Linked DNA regions of Mus musculus: regions 1 and 2 are each linked to region 3. A link is a loop called in an ENCODE intact Hi-C map of the cell type or tissue named here. Cell type or tissue: heart. All regions are shown on one strand. Region 1 holds the start of Canx (calnexin). Region 2 holds the start of Rufy1 (RUN and FYVE domain containing 1). Region 3 holds the start of Hnrnph1 (heterogeneous nuclear ribonucleoprotein H1).

What was found. Peaks named below come from ENCODE experiments on the same cell type or tissue, not always from the same donor. Only the 100,000 strongest peaks of a DNase experiment are listed, where the experiment ranks them.
Region 1: a loop joins it to region 3, with 3 times the contacts of the local background. A loop is called at or near these places in 22 of 42 quality-filtered maps.
Region 2: a loop joins it to region 3, with 2.3 times the contacts of the local background. A loop is called at or near these places in 4 of 42 quality-filtered maps.

What each region holds. Positions count from the first base shown.
Region 1 is chr11:50,324,403-50,326,902 of GRCm38, forward strand. Canx (calnexin) reads right to left here and starts at 1,271. Exons shown (of 15, transcript NM_007597.3): 1 at 1,091-1,271. It overlaps Gm46280 (a long non-coding RNA gene), which reads left to right and starts at 1,350. Exons shown (of 2, transcript XR_001780205.2): 1 at 1,350-1,650; 2 at 2,471-2,500. In heart, no CTCF peak of the experiment used is centred here; a DNase peak (open chromatin) is centred at 1,419; H3K4me3 peaks cover 2,500 bases; H3K27ac peaks cover 2,500 bases.
Region 2 is chr11:50,429,427-50,431,926 of GRCm38, forward strand. It overlaps Rufy1 (RUN and FYVE domain containing 1), which reads right to left and starts at 1,699. Exons shown (of 18, transcript NM_172557.3): 1 at 1,358-1,699. The coding sequence starts at 1,679. In heart, a CTCF peak has its summit at 1,489; DNase peaks (open chromatin) are centred at 1,465 and 1,665; H3K4me3 peaks cover 2,056 bases; H3K27ac peaks cover 1,712 bases.
Region 3 is chr11:50,377,096-50,379,595 of GRCm38, forward strand. Hnrnph1 (heterogeneous nuclear ribonucleoprotein H1) reads left to right here and starts at 583. Exons shown (of 13, transcript NM_001347487.2): 1 at 583-707; 2 at 1,196-1,332; 3 at 2,373-2,500. The coding sequence starts at 1,236. In heart, CTCF peaks have their summits at 775 and 1,453; DNase peaks (open chromatin) are centred at 556 and 1,406; H3K4me3 peaks cover 2,500 bases; H3K27ac peaks cover 1,886 bases.

The sequences.
Region 1 (2,500 bases), 53 kb before region 3:
TTTGGTTTAACTTCACACAACTAGCAATGCAATCACTAGTGTCATGACCAGCAGTTAATACACAAAGTGTCATCAATGTGTCCTCAGGTCTTGGCACACAGGCCTTCAATATAAACATTAGTGTATCAGTGTAATGACCAAGGCATTCGGATTTCAAGAAGCCAGTTCGATTCCTACCCACTGAACCTTTACTACACATCCAATTTCTCATTCCCATTCCCTCGGAATTCAATACAAGGCCCATCAGTCATTCTGTCTACTCCTGGGGACTGAGCCCTAAAGTAGAAAAAAAAAATCTCCCAAATTCCCACTCCCCCGATTAATTGCAGTTAGGTGCTTGAACCAGGACTTTTAACCCAAACGGTCTAGTGCTCAGTTACAATCCCAACTGGATGACTAGAACTACCTGTATGACCTTGGGCCAGTCATTTCAAACTTCTAGGCCTCAGTTTCCTCCCCTCACTAACTGAACTTTCGCTTGTATCTCCTGCTCTTAAGGTCCTGTGAACACCCACACTGGATTACTATCTATCCACCACCGAATAGGCAGGTGCTTTAATAGTTAAGCCTTAAGTTTCTCAAGCGGTACACGTTCTAGTACATTCTACTCCCTCATCAGGATGCTATGGTCCAGTCTTCCCTTTGGGCAAGTTATTTTCTAATCTGTAACGCTTATCTCTGGATTTACTTCACCTTTCCCTGCTATTTGGGCTACCTACTAGGCCGAATTCTAATACCACACCTGTACCGGATTACTCAGCCCACCTCTGGGTGGGCCTGGCCAGGGCCTAAGAAAGCTCTAGAAGCAAAGCCGTAGGAAGTTGTTAGCTTTCTCAGAGGTCAAGGGAAACCCCAGGACACCTGCCACGCCTCCCGACCCCGGCGGCGCTGCCCAGGCTAGCCTCTCTAACCCGGCCGCTCTCCTCACTGCCCTGCGCGTCCGCCCAGGCCTGCGCCATTCGAAAGCCCGCCCGACCCCTCAGTCGTCGAGCCTACAGCCACGCCCGACCCCCTCCGCCACGGCGCCGCTCGCCCAGTCCCCCAAGGCTCGTCCCGGGCCTGAGATCCCCGCACACGCTTCCCGTCTCACCTCGAGCCTCCCGGGGACCACTGGCGGCTCCCTCACCTTCTCCCACCCGCACACCCGGCCCCGTGCTGCAGTGGAGACAGCGGCAGAGGCGGCCCGACCGTCACGTGCCGCAGAACTAAGAGGCCTCGGCTACGGCCGCCGCGCGAGCGAGCCCCACCGCACGAAGCCCAACCCCGCGTCCGCCCCTCGTTCCTGAGTGGCTAAAACGAACGTCAGATCCCGCCCCTTTGCGCAAGATCTAAGAATTTATTGGTAGATACAGCCATCGCTCGAAGCGCCTTCCCATACGCCCCCTAGGGCTATTCTTCGTGGAGCGTGGTGATTGGTCAATAGCGAGGCAGGAAGTGGTTGCTGATTGGGTATGAAGGAGGAAGGCGGGCCGTCACCAAACGGGCGGGCGCGCGCCGCGGAGGGCGGACGGATCTGGCACGCGTTCTCGCGTGGGTCGCCCTAGTCCCTCAGGGCGGGTGTGTTGGACATCCAGAAGACGGCTTTCCGACCCATTGAGTTAGGAACTCTGTCCCAACCCCGCCTGGGACCTATGGCCTTCATCACAAATGGTGAGAGGTCGGGCGGTGTGCTTGCGCAGTGAGTGAAATCCCTCTGGGTAGCAGACACCGCCTTTCCTGCGGAGTCATCGCCCTGAGCTCAGGAGCCTGAGACCTCTTTACCTAACAAAACACTACCTAGATTCACAATCAAGCCACATGGAGTCACTTTCCCATGTGCCCGTGCTGTTTCCTGATTTTAGTCGTTAAAATCAGACATACCTAAGCGACAGAGTTGAGGAAAAGGGTGATGCCATGTGCAGATTTAAAATAGCCTTTTCATAACCCACTCGTTTTTCAATATGCTGATAACGCTGTAAGATTGAAGTGGCTAAGGATTTGGCTAGATCCTTGAGAATCCTGATCGCCTCGGGTTGTATTTGGTGACCCAAAGCTTTGAATAATGTGGAAAGAAACAGCAGGTTTTTCTACATGTGAAACGAGCTTTGTTCCTGCCACCCCAAGAGAAAGGCAGTAAGGATTTGATGTTTGGGTCAATTTAGTAACCGCCAATTCTCTCTCCCTAATTTTAAAGAAGAGAAATTGCTTTCCTTATTTGCCTTATAAAGAGCATGTTCAAAATGAAAATTTGAAGCCAGCTTGGCACAGGCAGTACACATAATTTAAAAAAAAATTCTAAATTTACTTAGGTTGAGTTCTGGCTTGTGTTACCCAAGATGGCCTTGAATTTAAGAAAGCCAAAAAATCGACTTCTGCAGAGAGGTGTTAAAATATGTCAGTACTGAAGGAGTAGAGGAGTTGAGGCAGAACTTTTCTGTCTAAACTGACAAAGACTTGAACTGGACCTCATAGATATGCAAATTTTCTGTAGGTGGAGTTGGAAGGAAGTTCTTGAGATGAG
Region 2 (2,500 bases), 52 kb after region 3:
ACAAGCACATGTACAAACATATGTGAACCCATATACACACACAAATGAAAAGGTTATAAAAATAACCAAGATTGCCAGGCGGTGGTGGTGCACATCTTTAATTCTAGCATGAAGAAGGCAGAGGCAGGAGGATTTCTGAGTTCGAGTCCAGCCAGGTCTACAGAGTGAGTTCTAGGACAGCCAGGGATACTTAGAGAAACCCTGTCTCAAAACAAAAAACTAAAAACAAAACAAAAAAACCCCAAACAAAAACCAAGACCAAAACCGAAAAATCAAGGTTAATTCATTACCAAGGAAAGAAGCTTTTTTGTTGTTTTTGTTGTGATTTTGTTCTTTAAAATAAAATCTGGGTACTAAAGTCTATTGTATGCACGTGATGCCCCAGGCATTTACAGTCAACACTCACTTTACCTCAGCAACCTGAAGTCTGCATGGTCCATTCACAGTAAGTGACCAGGCCAAGTGAAACGTGGTTATTTATTTATTTGTCTGTTTATTTATTTAGAGGCAGGGGCTCACTGTGTACACCAGGTGGGTCTCAAACTCTCAGAGCTCCACAAGCCTTTACCTCCTAAGTGCGGGTCTTAAAGGCGAGCACCACAACGCCCTTGGCTATCCTTTATATTTTAATTTTAGATATGTTCAGAAACACCAATGGATTATAATTAGCGCAGTTCTGAGCACGTACATTAACATGTGCAGGAAGTATGCACCCGAATCACCAAGCCCAGCTATAAAAAACAAATAATAATTTACTTTTGTTCTTTATTGGTATGCTGAAATTCTAATCTAGATCATAACAGCTGAATTGGATTATTCAACGTAGCTGATTAATTTTTTTTTTAATCCCCGTTTTTATAGACTGGGAAACGCGAGTAGGACAGGTGATGGGAAGTCTTCGTCCCACGGGGGGTGGGGTTGGGGGTTAGTGGCGGGAGAATAAAGGGAACTAAAACCTCCTGACTCTGACTCGCTGCTCTCACCAACTTTGGAATACGCTGTCAACCTCAGCCGCAGGTGCAAACCGGCTGGCTGCCGAGATTGTTAACTGGGGACCAGCACCGGACTTCATTTGTCAAGTATGCAAAATACGAACACTGGTGATTTTCCGTCTAAGCCTCTAATGTAAACCTCCTATTTAAAGTCAATCCGTGATCACGACGCAGCTGCTCTGAGGTTCACAAAGACAAACAAGGTGGGAGGGGAGTCCCGGGCCGCAGTCACCCTGGCCCGGTGGGTGACACCAATTGCAGAGCCCCGTGCCGCGCCGCGCGGCACAGCTCCGCGGAGCAGCTCGTCCGGCCGGTCAGGTTTCCCCAGCCCGGGAGCAGCCCCGGCCCGCGGGACCCCGGCCTACCTGCGCGCTCCCCGCCGCCGCCGCCGTCTCCCAGCCCCGCGGCCGCGCGCAGCGCGCTGCCGCAGCTCGCCGACAGGTTCCCGGTGGCTCTGCGCGCCAGCGTCAGGATGGGCGCCGACCAGCTGTCGGCCACTCGAGGCCGCGACGCACTCCGCAGCTCGCCGGGACTCGGCAGCTGGCTCCGGTCCACGATCTCGAACGCTTCCCCGGACTCTAGGCCTGCTTGGGGCTCAGGCTCCGGCCCCGGCTCGGACTCCGGCTCCCGCTCCGGCTCCGGCTCCGAATCCTGCCCCGCCCGGCGGCATTCTCCGCGGGCGGCCATGTTGTTAGGTCACGTGACCCGCCGCTGCCCTGGACCGACGACCTTAAGCCGCTGCGGCCTTGCTCGCTCTCACCTGGGCTTGCTTTCCTTGTATAGCATTCGGGAAAGTACGATTCCTAACCGTAGGTGATTCCCAGCCCGGAGCACTTGGAAGTTACTTTTGGACTTTCTACTTCCCACCCCGGGAATGCGCCTTATTTTAACGTTTTGCGACACAACTTCCTCTTTTAAACTTTCATTTCACATGCCTTTTCCCCCTTTGAATCAAAATCTCACTGTTGGATTTTTATTTGTTGTTGTTATTGTTGTTTCTTTCCCCCACACAAGGGAGACATTAAAACAGGCCATGTAGCCAAGTGGTGGTGGGACAAGCATTTAATCCCAGCATCAGGGAGGCATAGGCAGGCAATATCGCTGAGGACAGCAGAGTCAACGGAGTGAGTTCCAGGACAGCCAGAGTTACACAGAGAAACCCTGTCTCAACAACGCAGTCCCCATCACCCCCAGTAGGCCACTTGGCAGGGGTGTGCTTAACTACTTTTTTCTGGGGTGTGTGTGTGTGTGTGCGCGCGCGCGTGCGCGCGCGCGCGGCATGGCAGTTCTGGGAATTGTACTTCGTATCTCATACATGCTAATCAAGACCTCTACCACTGAGCTTCACCCAACCCCCAACACACATAACCAACAGGACCGTTGAATTTGTGATCCTCCTGTCTCCATCTCCCAAGTGCTTCTGACCCCACACCATGCTAGGCAGGCACTCTACTAGCAGAACTAGCAGAGCTATGTTCCCAGTCAGAATTTCAGTCTGTAGCTCCGGC
Region 3 (2,500 bases):
CTCGGGCACTGGCAGCCCATGTGGGTCGGGACTGACCCCCTAAAGCGGGCAGGTAAGGGGACTGGTCCCAGGCGCCCCACGGAGATCGGGGATTTGGGCGCAGGGGGCGGGGCGGTACCCAGAGGAGGTTTGGCACAACCCGGCCCTCCAGCTCCTACGCGTTCTGAGGAGAAAGGGCATGGCTTCCTTTTCTTCGTGGTGTCTTTCAAAACCGACAGGAGCGCGGATGAAAAGCTGCGGATTAAGGGTAGAACTACCGCCCCTGCAAACCTGAACGAACTCTGGATTACTACCCAGTCCCTGCGGGGAGCTGATTAGCGCCATTCCCCTCCCCCACTCCGGCGGGTAGGTCTAGAGAACGGTTTGAAGGTAGCCGCATGCGCATTAAGTAAAACAAGAAACCGCTGAGACGCCAAGCGCAATAATTGCAAAAAGGCGCAGGCGCAGAAAGAAAAAAAAAAAACAACCAAAAACACCTCGGTCAGTTTATGAAGAGGGCTGAGCCCAAACGCATGCGTGTAATAATAGGACGGCGGGAGAGAGCTCGGGGTTTCTTAATACGCATGCGTCCAATCTCTCTGTGACGCAAGTGGGGCGGGGCCGGCAACAGGGTGCGCGTGCGCAGAGCTTGCTGGAAGGGCTTTATTTAGCCTGCGCAGGCGCCCGCTTATCATTTCTCCTCAGCCACGCCGAGGCTTTTTGTGGAGGTGAGTGACTTTCCGTCTTCGACTGCTGCCCGAGCTCTCCACGGACACCTCTTTGGGTGACGATTGCTTGTCGCTGAGCTTAGGTTCTAACCTGAGGGGCCGTGGCAGGCGCAGGCTGCCCCTGGGAGCCGCGAGTGTCTCGCCGGCGTGGCAGCGCCGCCTAGGCCTGCAGGCCGCGCCGCTTTCTATTGTGTGAGATGTCTGAGGAGGCGGAGCGGAAGCGGCGGCCGCCATTTCCTCGTCTCAACCGTGGCTGTGGGCCAGGGTCTTATTAGCTTGGCGCCTCGGCCCTGGGCGCACTGGGCGGCTTTGGGCATCGGGTCGCTAGCCGAGGCCGGGTTGCATGCTTGAGTCTCCGGGGCCCAGGCATCCTGACGGGCGGGACTCGCATGGCGGCGCCCGGTGCCCGCTGTGCGCCGTGAAGTGGGAGGGCCATTTAAATGCCTGTTTTCTCAGACGCGTTCCTGACCCCCACCCCCACCCCGCAGCCCCGCAATCTGTGTGGACGCCAGGACCACCGAAGGGACGATGATGCTGGGAGCAGAAGGCGGAGAGGGCTTCGTGGTGAAGGTCCGGGGCTTGCCCTGGTCCTGCTCCGCGGATGAAGTGCAGCGCTTTTTTTCTGGTGAGTTGAGGCGGGAGTTGTCAGTGGGGCCCGCGGCTGGGCCGGGCCGGGCCGGGTTGGGGCGGGGCGGGTCTCCCGGGCGCCCCCTAGCGAGTCGCGGCCACCAGCGGTTTCCCCAGGCGGCTCGCGCTCTGTTGGCCGCTGTTACGCAATGGTAATTGCGAAATCCGCACCCCCCCCAACCCCCTTGGGGATGCTGGTGGCCCTGCTGAATTTGTTTTCTTTTAAAACTTTTTCTGTCTCTATGCATCAATCTGTGCATTCTGGAGTAGTCTAAGAAAAATTTAAGTAGGGAAAGATGTGATTTCTTCTCAAGTCGTGTAAGGTTTTGTAAAAAGGTACTTGTAGTGTTGACCTTACCATCTGAATTTAGCTGTGGTAACAGAAAACGATCTGTAAATCGAGCCCCAAGTATACTGCAAGCAATTGCAGGGGGCCGTTGCCGTCCGGGTTTGAGTTGAACTGCAGCTTGGAGCCTTTAGTTGTTAACATTGGTCCCTTTTCGGATGAATATTGAGCTGGAGTTTGGATTTGAATGAAATTGTTATGTGGTTGCTGATAGAGGGAAGCTGACATGGTACCCAAACAAGAAAATGCTGTGAAGTCACCAGATCCAGATGAGATTATTCTGAGATAGTGTACCAAGAGATGGTTAATGGAAACTTAGAGGCAAGGTGGTAGCTTCATTTGAACTTTTTTTTTTTTTTTTTTCGAGACAGGGTTTCTCTGTGTAGCTCTGGCTGTCCTGGAACTCTGTAGACCAGGCTGGCCTCGAAATCAGAAATCCGCCTGCCTCTGCCTCCCCAGTGCTGGGATTAAACGCGTGCGTCACCACTGCCCTGCTCCATTTGAACTATTTTTGAGCATTGAGTTACCTTGTTGGACTAGGAATATATCCTGTATATGAGATAATTTGATCGTGTTCTGCTTGGTCAGTCTTTTTAGGCATGTTTTTTTTTTTTTGGTGTGTGTGATGACAGGAATATGCATTTTATCTGTAGTGGTTTTAAATCCTGTATTAAGCGTTGTTTTCTTTTCAGACTGCAAAATTCAAAATGGGGCTCAAGGTATTCGTTTCATCTACACCAGAGAAGGCAGACCAAGTGGCGAGGCTTTTGTTGAACTTGAATCAGAAGATGAAGTCAAATTGGCCTTGAAAAAAGACAGA